2 separate regions of the Homo sapiens genome follow, and region 1 is linked to region 2. The links are chromatin loops, found by intact Hi-C in ENCODE. Cell type or tissue: prostate gland. All regions are shown on one strand. Links, peaks and the distances in the headings refer to the core of each region. The heading gives the core; the rest is flanking DNA. Region 1 overlaps RBFOX3 (RNA binding fox-1 homolog 3). Region 2 holds the start of MIR4739 (microRNA 4739).

What was found. Hi-C counts contacts between places; a loop is a spot of excess contacts. Peaks named below come from ENCODE experiments on the same cell type or tissue, not always from the same donor. Only the 100,000 strongest peaks of a DNase experiment are listed, where the experiment ranks them.
Region 1: a loop joins it to region 2, with 2.0 times the contacts of the local background. A loop is called at or near these places in 1 of 110 quality-filtered maps.

Annotation. Positions count from the first base shown.
Region 1 is chr17:79,532,011-79,537,371 of GRCh38, forward strand. All of the region lies in intron 1 of RBFOX3 (RNA binding fox-1 homolog 3), which reads right to left. Among named protein-coding and RNA genes, the nearest start is that of RBFOX3, 76 kb to the right of the region's middle. RefSeq lists enhancers at 379-1,150, 1,151-1,922. In prostate gland, for the core only: no CTCF peak of the experiment used is centred there; no DNase peak of the experiment used is centred there.
Region 2 is chr17:79,706,569-79,711,929 of GRCh38, forward strand. MIR4739 (microRNA 4739) reads right to left here and starts at 681; the gene lies at 608-681. It overlaps LINC02078 (long intergenic non-protein coding RNA 2078), which reads left to right and starts at 698. Exons shown (of 2, transcript NR_109783.1): 1 at 698-1,088; 2 at 1,904-5,361. RefSeq lists enhancers at 540-1,161, 1,162-1,783, 4,571-5,120. In prostate gland, for the core only: a CTCF peak has its summit at 2,230 (motif pointing left); a DNase peak (open chromatin) is centred at 2,225.

The DNA of each region.
Region 1 (5,361 bases), core at 149-5,148, 170 kb before region 2:
ATTCTGCTGTGCATGTTGGGAGGTCAGGTTCCCACAAAGTGAGGCAGGCCTGAATGCAGATGACCCTGCCGTGGATTCTTTTAGACCTTGGCCTCATTCCTTCTCAGGTGGCAGCGCCAGAATTACCCTGGAACCTCTCACAAAGTTGTCCTCGGGGCAAATGATCTGAATGTGAATAACTGCACTGGAGGGGGGAGGGGAGGAGGAAGAATGAGGCTCAGTTCCCCCTTTGTACACGTTATCCCCTGCAGCTCCTAAAGGCAGAATAGGATTGGCCCAAGGCCAGCCAGCTCCAGGCTGGGACTCCATGTGGAGCCTAGGGTGGCACAGAGGGGATTGAGGTGGGGCCCAGGTGAGCCCATTTGCACTGCAGAGAGAAGCCTCTGGATTGGGACAGAGGAGGAACCAGGTTGCATGCAGGGAGGCTCAGCCAGAGCTGATGAGGTTGCAGGGGCTGCAGAGATGGACAGAAAGGGTCAGATCCAAGGTGAGTGGACTGGGCAGGGGGCCACACGTGGGAGGCTGGAGGAGTGGAAGTAACCGAGATCAGCGATGGAGGCCCACACTCCAGAGGCCCACACTCCAGGCTAGGAGCCACTGAGGCCACCACACAGAGCTCGCTCTCCAGGAAGGAGCGGCCAGGGGCCCCTGCCTCTGTCCCTACTCTTGATAAGGGTGGAAAGGGGTTGTGGGGACAGAGTCTTGGCCTTGCTGCCCTCACATCGCCAGCATAGTACTAGAATCCTGGGACACAAGCAAAGGCCACAGGGACCGATTCCTGCCCTATGGCTCTCTTTCATCAGGTGACTATTGAACACGTGTGTGTGTGTGCACGCATGCACGCCGCCTGTCAGGGAAGGGGTGGCCCCTGTCGAAACTGCTCTCAGCAGGTAGGAGTTTGATGTCAGCTGACAGACGGAAGCTCTGGCAGCAGACTTTACTGGTTTGTACCAAGGGAAGGGGCTGTCCCCAGCTGGACTCAGCATTCCTCCAATGACAGAAAGACGCAGCGCTTGTCCTGTCTCAAGTGCCAGGCAAGGTCTTGACTCCCGTGATTCCTTTTAGTTTTCACATCCCTGTGAAAGAGGCGTTGCCCCCATTTTCTAGATGAAGGAGACTAAGCTTGGAGAAGTTCCTAAGAACCAGCTGGTGGGCAGCTGGGACTTGAACCCGGCCATTTCATGTCTACTTCATGGCCTCTGCCCTGTGTTTCCCTGGTAGGACGGTCCCAGGGCCGGGACAAGCTGCGCTCTTTGTCCTCCCCAACTGGAGGCAGAGAGTCGAGTCCAGGCATCGAAAATCCTCCCAAGCCTACACCTGGCCATGCCCATTGGCTGGCGGCGGCAGAACAGAGGAATAGTGACATTGTCAGCGAGGGTGGCGATAAACCCACCCCTCCGTGCTCAACATAAAAGCCACAGCTCCATGCTCAACATGGTCTGCACCTGTCAGGGAGGGGCCTCCAGGTTCTGGCATGACTGTTTCTTTCTCTCCTGGCCGACTGGGGGAGTTTTCTGAAAAGCATTTCCATTACTTCAACCCTCACAGAAACCAGCATCAGTTCTGCCCAGCCCAGGGTGCCCCGAGCATGAGGCATAGATACCCCGCGATGGGGAAGGGGAAGCTCTCAGGGTGTGGCCCCCTTGGGAAGAGCCCAGGGGCTGGTCATGGGTGCTTTGCAGCATAGGAGGGCAGCCTGGGTCATCTCTGGTCAGAGAGTCTGAGCAGCCTCTAGAAAGATCCGTGGTATCACTTTTTCCTTATTATAAAAGTTATACATATTCACTGTAGAAAATTTAGAAACTACACATATGCAAAAAGAAGAAAATAAAAATAACCCATAATCCCACTAACCCGAAATAACTCCTGTTAACATTTTGAGCATATATACACTCCCAGACTTTCCTATGCATAGAATATATATTTTGGGTTCTAAGTGGGATCATACTGTACATTCCATTTTGTAACTTTTTTCCATTTAACTCTATGTCATACCAAATCATTAACTATTCTTCCACAACAGCATTTTTAAATGGCTGAATTAGCCAAAAAATACTAAAGGGACAGTTGAGGGCAGGAGAGGAAATTTTACAACACAGAAACTTGCAATTAAGCATTAAATAAGAAAACGCCCTTTGTAAACAAACGTATTTTCTCTCTTTAGTCCAAATTCTACAATAGTGAAAAACGAAAATGTCATCCAACTTGAGACAGGAGACCTCATCACCCATAGCTGGTGACGGCTTCAGGAGGAGCCGGCATCACCGTTCAGAAGGGCTGACCAACTCTCCCTGCAGGTGGGAAGTTGTCTAGATATTTCTGAGGCTGTAGGATTGCAGTCATCGGAACATTGTCAAGCCATTCCCCGGCGAGATGCTCAGGAGTGGCTCAGAGGGAGGTGGGAGAGGTTAGAATCCGAATCCAAGGGGATCCCACAGGACTCACATCAGCTGTGCCAAGAGCAGGGTATGTCGTCACATATGAAATGGGAGCTCTGTGGGGTCTGCCAGACGCTCCCCAGGTCCTGGAGGGGCTGACATCCTTTCCAGTCCAGGCTCGGAACCAGCCAGAGGCTGTTCCACACCACTGGTCCCTGAAGCTTGGTAGCAAATCCAAGAAAAAAGGTGTTCCTGGGGGTAGAACCAATGATGAATGGCCATTGCCGTGCCAGCCCCAAGACCCACCGTGACCTAACAGCGGTGTCTGGAGAAGAAATCAGGCTTGTAAAACATCACCATGGCCAAGCATCTGTGTCTCCCCAGTTTATTCAGGTTTCTTTTCTCAATGTGCTTTAGGGAAGCCCCTTCAGGAAAACGCCCACCTGCCATGTGCAAAACAAAGACAGAGGGAGATCGTCGCCCCCTCGGAAGTCGGTTTGACAAGTGCCCCAGAGACTGGGCCCACAGAGACAAAGACCAGGGGGAGAAATACGGGAGAGTCTGCTCTGGGGGACTGCCATGTGGGCAGCTCTCATGCCCAGAGGGATCCCAGCTGAATCGGTTAGGATGCTTTCAGCTGCACCCAACAGAAACCTGACCCAAACTGGCTGAAGCCACGAGGAAGCGTGCCAGTCACATGACGGGAAGTCCAGGCTGTGGCAGCTGCGGGGTTGGGCGATTCAGCCCCTCTCTATGCCACAAGGACACAGGTCCTGTCTCCTGCCTGCTCTGCTACCCTCAATGTAGGCCTCCCCCTTGGGCTAGAAGCAGCAGCTCCACGGCAACATCCCAAGGCCCCTCTCCAAGGGCTGTTCACAGAGGCTGACTCCCGTCCTCCCTTTCCTGAAAGACACTCTCTTTGACTCATTGGCCAGATCTGGGGATCACCTATAGGTAAGGAGAAGAGGGAGGGTGACAGAGGCTCCCAGAAGTCAGCCCACCAGCAAGGCCTCTCTCCAGCAAAGCTCATTCCTACCTGTCCTCCGGAGAGTGTCACAAGGGGACAGCGGCCTCCAATCTCCCGATTCCTTTACTCTCCCCTGTTACCCAAGTGAGTCACCCCAAACGAATGAGGCCCTCAGATGATCCACAGGCTGGAAGGGGCCCGGCTACCCCTCAAAGTTTCCTGGGCTTGCAGGTCTGCTGCATGGCTGCGGTCCTGGCCAGACCACATTCTGGGCGGACAAGGCAGGATAGCCAGCCCACAAAGACACAGTATGCGCAGCCAGGCAAGGTTGCCTGTGTTGGGGACAGTCAATCGGACATAGGAATAACGTGTCCTCTGCACCCAGGAAGCCTGCAGCACTGAGCCGTCTGCATTTGCTAGGGCCACCAGCTGCCACTTACTCCAAGGAACAGGGTGGGAAGAGTCCACACGGAGAGGGGCCGTGGGTTGATCTCTGCTCCCCCTCAGTCACAAACCCACTCCTGGTTTCCCTGCACCTCCCCCAGCCACTGCACCCCTGCCCGTGACCAGTAGCGGCAGGGTCATCTCCACAGGCCCCTCCCTCCCTCCACAGCTTCCTAAGCACTGACAGGCCCTCTCTGTCCTCCCTCTCCCCACTTTCATTCCTGGCTAGATTTAAGCTGGTCTCACAGGGGGCTGGGGAGGGAGAGCTGCAATCCCCATGGCCAGGCAGTTCGGCCCCAGACACCCTCACTCTGTCACCCAGACTGGAGTGCAGTGGCGTGATCTCAGCTTACTGCAACCTCTGCCTTCCAGGCTCAAGCGATTCTCCTGCCTCAGCCTCCCAAGTAGCTGGGATTACAGGTGTGCACCACTACCACCCAGCTAATTTTTATATTTTCAGTGGAGACAGGGTTTCACCATGTGGGCCAGGCTGAACTTTTGACCTCAAATGATCCACCTGCCTCGGCCTCCCAAGTTACTGGGAATACAGATGTGAGACGTGGCACACAGCCCACCCCCATTATTCTAATCACCATCAGATGTGCCCTTGTCTTGCCCTGCACAGGCCTGGTTATGTGTGTTCCAGTAAAATACAGCACCATGGAAGCCTGAACATCTGTAAATCTGCCAGCTGAGTGGCCCTGCTTAATTACAGCTCCCAAAACACCCACTGTGGTGGCATCAGCCCCGTCAACGGTGATCCATTGCCCTGATGGGCAAGCTCATCACCCTCGGGCCTCCTTGGCCACGGGTGTTTTCCCCTGAAGGAGCCGGCCACAGGGCATGCTTGCCCCGCCCCAGCGTAGCACTTTGCAGAGTCCCACACTGTATCATCCGTCCTCTAACAGAGGCAGGACAGTGACCTGTTTGGCAGGTGTGTGTGTGTGACTTGTGGCTGCCGTAACAAATCACCACAAACTCACCGGCTTAAAGCAACAGACATTTGGCCGGGTGCGGAGGCTAACACTGTAATCCCAGCGCTTTGGGAGGCCGAGGCGGGCAGATCACAAGGTCAGGAGATCGAGACCATCCTGGCCAACATGGTAAAACCCCGTCTCTACTAAAAATACAAAAAATTAGCTGGGCATGGTGGCGAGCACCTGTAATCCCAGCTACTTGGGAGGCTGAGGCAGGAGAATCACTTGAACCCAGGAGTCGGAGGTTGCAATGAGCTGAGATCACACCACTGCACTCCAGCCTGGTGACAGAATGAGACTCCGTCTCAAACAAAACAAAACAAAACAAACAAACAAAAAACAAAAAAAAAAAAAACCAAAAAAGCAACACACATTTATCCTCTTACAGTTCAGAGTCTGAAATCAAGGTGCTGGGAGGTTTGCGCTCCCTCCAGATTCTAAGGCTCCTCCCTCGCCCCTTCCGGCTTCTGGCATTGCCGGCGGTGCTCAGTGCACTTGACTTGTTGCCAACATCACTCCTGGCTCTGCCTCCATCATCATGTGGCCCTCTCCCTGTGCATCCGTTCTCCTCTTTTCTTAGAAGGGCACCAGTCAT
Region 2 (5,361 bases), core at 302-5,301:
AGGGGCTACAGTCACCCACCCACCTACAAAGCCCCTCATCTGCAGCGGTGGCTTCATTCCCGGGACGCGCCCCAGGCTCTGCTCAGTCATGGCCCCCAGACCCTCAGGAGCCCCCGAAACATGATGACCTCCAGCCACGTGCCAGCTGCCAGGAGGAGGCTTCAAGACCCCAGATGAGCACCCGGCTGGCCATGCCCCAGGGACAGAGGACCCAGTGTGACAGAATCCGGCCTGGGCCACAGCCACCCACACAGTCCATCCCAGTTCAGCCCGAGGTGGACAAGAAAAGTCCCACCAGGGACTGGAGCAGATGGGGCGGGCTCCGGACCCCTGCCTGGTCCACCATCTGTCTTGCCAGTCGGTCCGTCTACCCAGGCAGCCCCTCCTCCCGGCCCACCATCTGCCCGGCCCTGCTAGGCCCTCCTCCTGGCTCCTCCAGGGCCCTCAGGAGGAGACAGAGCTGGAGCCAGGGCCCAGACCTCCACTGCCTTGGGCCCGCCCCATCTGGCACCTCCAGAAGAAGGGGGCGGCAAGAGCTTGGCCAGGGCAGGGGCACTCCAGGGCAGCCGAAGGCCCTTGCCAGCTGTCTCATGATGAGATGAGCAGAGGGAGGGGGAGGGGAGGAAGGGAGAGGCTCTGGGAAGACAAGGGCCCCTCCGCTCCTCCTCCCTTCTTCCTCCCCTGCCCACGTGGCCTGGGCGGGAGGGACACGCCGATGGGAACATCCCAGCTGGTCCAGGCCTCTGCTCCCCCCAGCTCCTCCTCCCTGGCGGGCAGCTCTTCTGGGCTCCTGAGGTGCTGCGCAGCCCCTTCCCTGGCCCTGGGACCCCCAGTGCCTGAGATGAAAGAGGAGTTGCTTCCATGGACGGTCCCAGTGCAAGCTGGGGGGCGCTGGCCTCAGGACACCAGGCATCCAAGACATAGGGACACCAGAAGCCCCGGCTCTGCCTCTGAGGTCCAGCAGCCCCAAAGCCCCTGCTCAGAAGCCAGCGATGGGAGGGCAGGGCCTGCCTGTGGGACCCATCATGGGCGCAGCAATCGCCAGGCCCTGGGCAGACAGCAGCACAGCCTGTGAGTCCAGGGCTGGGGTAAGTCGGCAAGTGCACCCCCGGAGGTGGAATGACAGGAGCTCCTGTGGAGGACGCAGGCGACCCCCGCCCCTCACTCCACTGTGAGGCCTGAGGATGTACAGGGGCAGCTCTCCCTGGCTTATGAAACGCCCCCACCCTGCTGCCCCTCTGGGTCCTCCTCACCCTGTGGCCTGCAGGGTCAGGAGCATGACTTTGGTGTCAGGAGAGAGGCTGGCTCCTGCCTGTGGCGGGTGTTGGGGGAGGAGTGGGGTTCATTATAAATTACGCTCCCCTCGAACCCGGCTGTTAGGTGAGGGCAGGGCTGGGATTCACCCTGCTCTCTGCAGGGGAGGGTCAGCCCCCAGGTGCTCCTGGGTGGGTCTCCACGGCAGGCCAAAAGGGCAGGCCCTGGGCATGTCCACCCCCTGTCTCTGGTCCCACAGCCCCCTACTTGCCACCTGCCCTGAGCAGCCCCCAGGAGAGCACCCGCAGGGAGGATGCTGAGGTGCTGGAGGGCAGGAGTCCCAGCTGAGGCTGTGACCCCAGCTGTGCTCCCCGTTCCCTCTTAGGACCAGCAAAGACCCAAGGACAGGCGGCCAATCAGGGCCCGGTGTTTACCCCTCCTCCCCCACCCCCATCACGGGCCTCCCGCAGGACCCCCAGGAAGAGCAGCTTCCATTGACCAAGGTCGGGGGACGCCCTCCCGCTGACACTCACTCTCCACGGATCCTGGAGCCCACGAGTCCCCTCCCCACCTCCACTGCACTGGGCCCCCCGCAGGCCCTGGTGGGGGTGGCCACGGATAACCACACAAACATGCATTTTCCTTGTAGGAGCAGGCAGGTGACAACCAGTGTCCTACTTTCCTGCATTAAAACACCCAAATCAACAGGACGGAGAAGGCCCGGAAGAGGGGACCTGAGGGAGCCAGCCGGGCGCTCAGCCTGCTTCGCTGGGATGCTTGTCGAGGTCGGGACGGCACCACCAAACTCACCTCTGTGCGCCCTGCGGGGCCCAGGAGACTCGGTCCTCCCTGGGCTCCCCCAGGCCTGGGGTGGACGTTGGAATAAAGTGGGGACAACACGATGAGAGACCCCAGCCCTGGAGGTGCCCTCGGCCAAAGCCCGAGATCAAAGCTGGGAGATTCGTGGCTGGACAGCACCACCTGGTGGACACGTTGGAGATTACCAAAGCCGAACAGTCAATTCGTTCTTGGTTCTGGGATTTTCTTAATTGGGTCTTAGCTGGGCCTTCCTTTCTCTTTCCCCAGTAGCAGGGGCTTTGTGACTATCAGAAACACCTGCCAGGCCTGGGCAATATGGCGAGACCTCATCTCTACAAAAAAAAAAAAAAAAACACAAAAATTAGTGAGGCGTGGTGGTCCCAGATACTCAGGACACTGAGATGGGAGGATCGCTTGAACCCGGGAGGTCGAAGCTGCAGTGAGTCGTGATCATGCCACTGCACTCCAGTCAGGGTGACAGAGAGAGACCCTGTCTCTAAAGAAAGAAAAGGCCGGGAGCAGTAGCTCACGCCTGTAATCCTAATACTTTGGGAGGCCGAGGCGGGAGGATTACCTGAGGTCGGGAGTTCGAGACCAGCCTGACCAACATGGAGAAACCCCATCTCTACTAAAAAATACAAAAATTAGCCAGGCATGGTGGCGCATGCCTGTAATCCCAGGTACTCGGGAGGCTGAGGCAGGAGAACCACTTGAACCTGGGAGGCAGAAGTTGCAGTGAGCCGAGATCACACCATTGCACTCCAGCCTGGGCAACAAGAGTGAAACTCCGTCTCAAAAAAAAAAAAAAAGAAAGAAAGAAAGAAAAGAGAAGAAGTCCTTGTCTTCTAATAAGATGTTGTTGGTTTCAGAGAGCCCAATCCAGGCACTTCAAACAAGGCAGGGAAATCAATGGCCCTGAAGAAAGTTTCTCTTCGACAAGCCCCTCCCTCCCTGACACTGGCATTCTGGCATTCACCCACCAGCCCCTCCGTCCCTGACGCTGGCACCCTGGCATTCACCCACCAGCCCCTCCCCTCCCTAATGCTGGCACCCTGGCATTCACCCACCAGCCCCTCCCCTCCCTGATGCTGGCACCCTGGCATTCACCCACAAGCCCCTCCGTCCCTGACGCTGGCACCCTGGCATTCACCCACCAGCCCCTCCCCTCCCTGATGCTGGCACCCTGGCATTCACTCACCAGCCCCTCCCCTCCCTGACACTGGCACCCTGGCATTCACCCACCAGCCCCTCCGTCCCTGACGCTGGCACCCTGGCATTCACCCACCAGCCCCTCCCCTCCCTGATGCTGGCACCCTGGCATTCACCCACCAGCCCCTCCCCTCCCTGATGCTGGCACCCTGGCATTCACCCACCAGCCCCTCCCCTCCCTGACACTGGCACCCTGACATTCACCCACCAGCCCCTCCCCTCCCTGATGCTGGCACCCTGGCATTCACCCACCAGCCCCTCCCCTCCCTGACGCTGGCACCCTGGCATTCACCCACCAGCCCCTCCGTCCCTGACACTGGCACCCTGGCATTCACCCACCAGCCCCTCCCCTCCCTGATGCTGGCACCCTGGCATTCACCCACCAGCCCCTCCGTCCCTGACACTGGCACCCTAGCATTCACCCACCAGCCCCTCCCCTCCCTGACACTGGCACCCTGGCATTCACCCACTGTCTGGGGCAACTACCCTTTCCTCCCACCACTGATGGGACGGCACCCTGGCACCCTGGCCTACCAGTTTTGAGGGGAAAAAAATTAGAAATCTTTGGCCAAAGAGGGGACAAATTGAGCCTAAAATCAAGCCTTGGTGTCTCACTTTTTAAATCTACTTTTACCTTTTGTGTATTGGTTGTGTGATTTTTTGTGTACTCATTGTGTATGATTGCTGAATACACAATGAATACACAAAAGCTATAAATAGATTTAAAGAGAGAAAGCAAACCAAAACCCATCGGTAATCCACTGGAAAAACAAGCCTCCAACTCTATTCAGAACATTGTCAATTAAAAGAAAAGAATTAAGAATTTCCCTTTTAAACTATATTTCAGGATAACTCAATAACTCTAGTGGACAACAGCAAGTATTTTTGGTTTTTGTTTGTTTGGTTTCTTTTTTTTGAGATGGAGTCTTGCTCTATTGCCCAGGCTGGAGTGCAATGGCACAACCTCGGCTCACTGCAGCCTCTGTCTCCTGGGTTCAAGTGATTCTCCTGCCTCAGACTCCTGAGTAGCTGGGATTACAGGCGCCCGCAACCAGGCCCTGCTAATTTTTTGTATTTTTAGTAGAGTTGGGGTTTCACCATGTTGGCCAGGCTGGTCTCAAACTCCCGACCTCAGGTGATCCACCCACCTCGGCCTCTCAAAGTGCTGGGATTACAGGTGTGAGCCACCACACCCAGCCTGTTTGGTTGTTTTATTTAAGAGACAGGGTCTCGCTCCATCGCCCAGGCTGAAGTGCAGTGGTGTAATCACAGCTCACTGCAGCCTTAACCTCTTGGGCTCAAAGGATCCTTCTGCCTCAGCCCCCGAGTAGCTGAGACTACGGGCGCGCACCACCACACCTGGCTAATGTTTTATTTTTTTGTAGAGATGGGGTCTTGCCATGTTGCCCAGGCTGGATTCAAGCTCCTGGCCTCTCTCACCTTGGCCCACAAAAGCTCTGGGATTACAAGCGTGAGCCACCGTGCCCAGCCTTTTTTGTCGTTGTTGTTTTTAACAGAACAATTTCAGCTACTCATTGTGAAGGAGATGAGATCATGAGAGAAACCATGATTTTGCCACCTCTCATGACATAAGTATTTCTCGCAAGGGTCATGGATGAGATCAGTAATGACAAAACTAGGGCATCACAGGGTGGATCCGGGCTATGACCACCTGGACCCACGGGGCACACTTAGCATCACAGGGTGGGCCCAGGCTGTGGCCACCTGGACCCACGGGGCACACTTAGCATCTCAGGGTGGGCCCGGGCGATGGCCACCTGGACCCACGGGGCACACTTAGCATCAGAGGGTGGGTCCGGGCGATGGCCACCTGGACCCACAGGGCACACTTAGCATTACAGGTGCTTCCATGTGGCTCTCACAGCTCTGCCCACGAAGGCTTCTGGCAAAGAAAGATGAGCCTGAATCTAAGGGCGTTTCTGCGGCACAGCTTCCATTTGCAGGAGACACGGGGCGAGGCGACACCACAGAGAGGCAAACAGCAGCGCGATAGGCCACACATTTGCAGGACAGCTGATCTGGTTTCTGCAACAAATCACAAGTGGTGGGAGGAGCAAT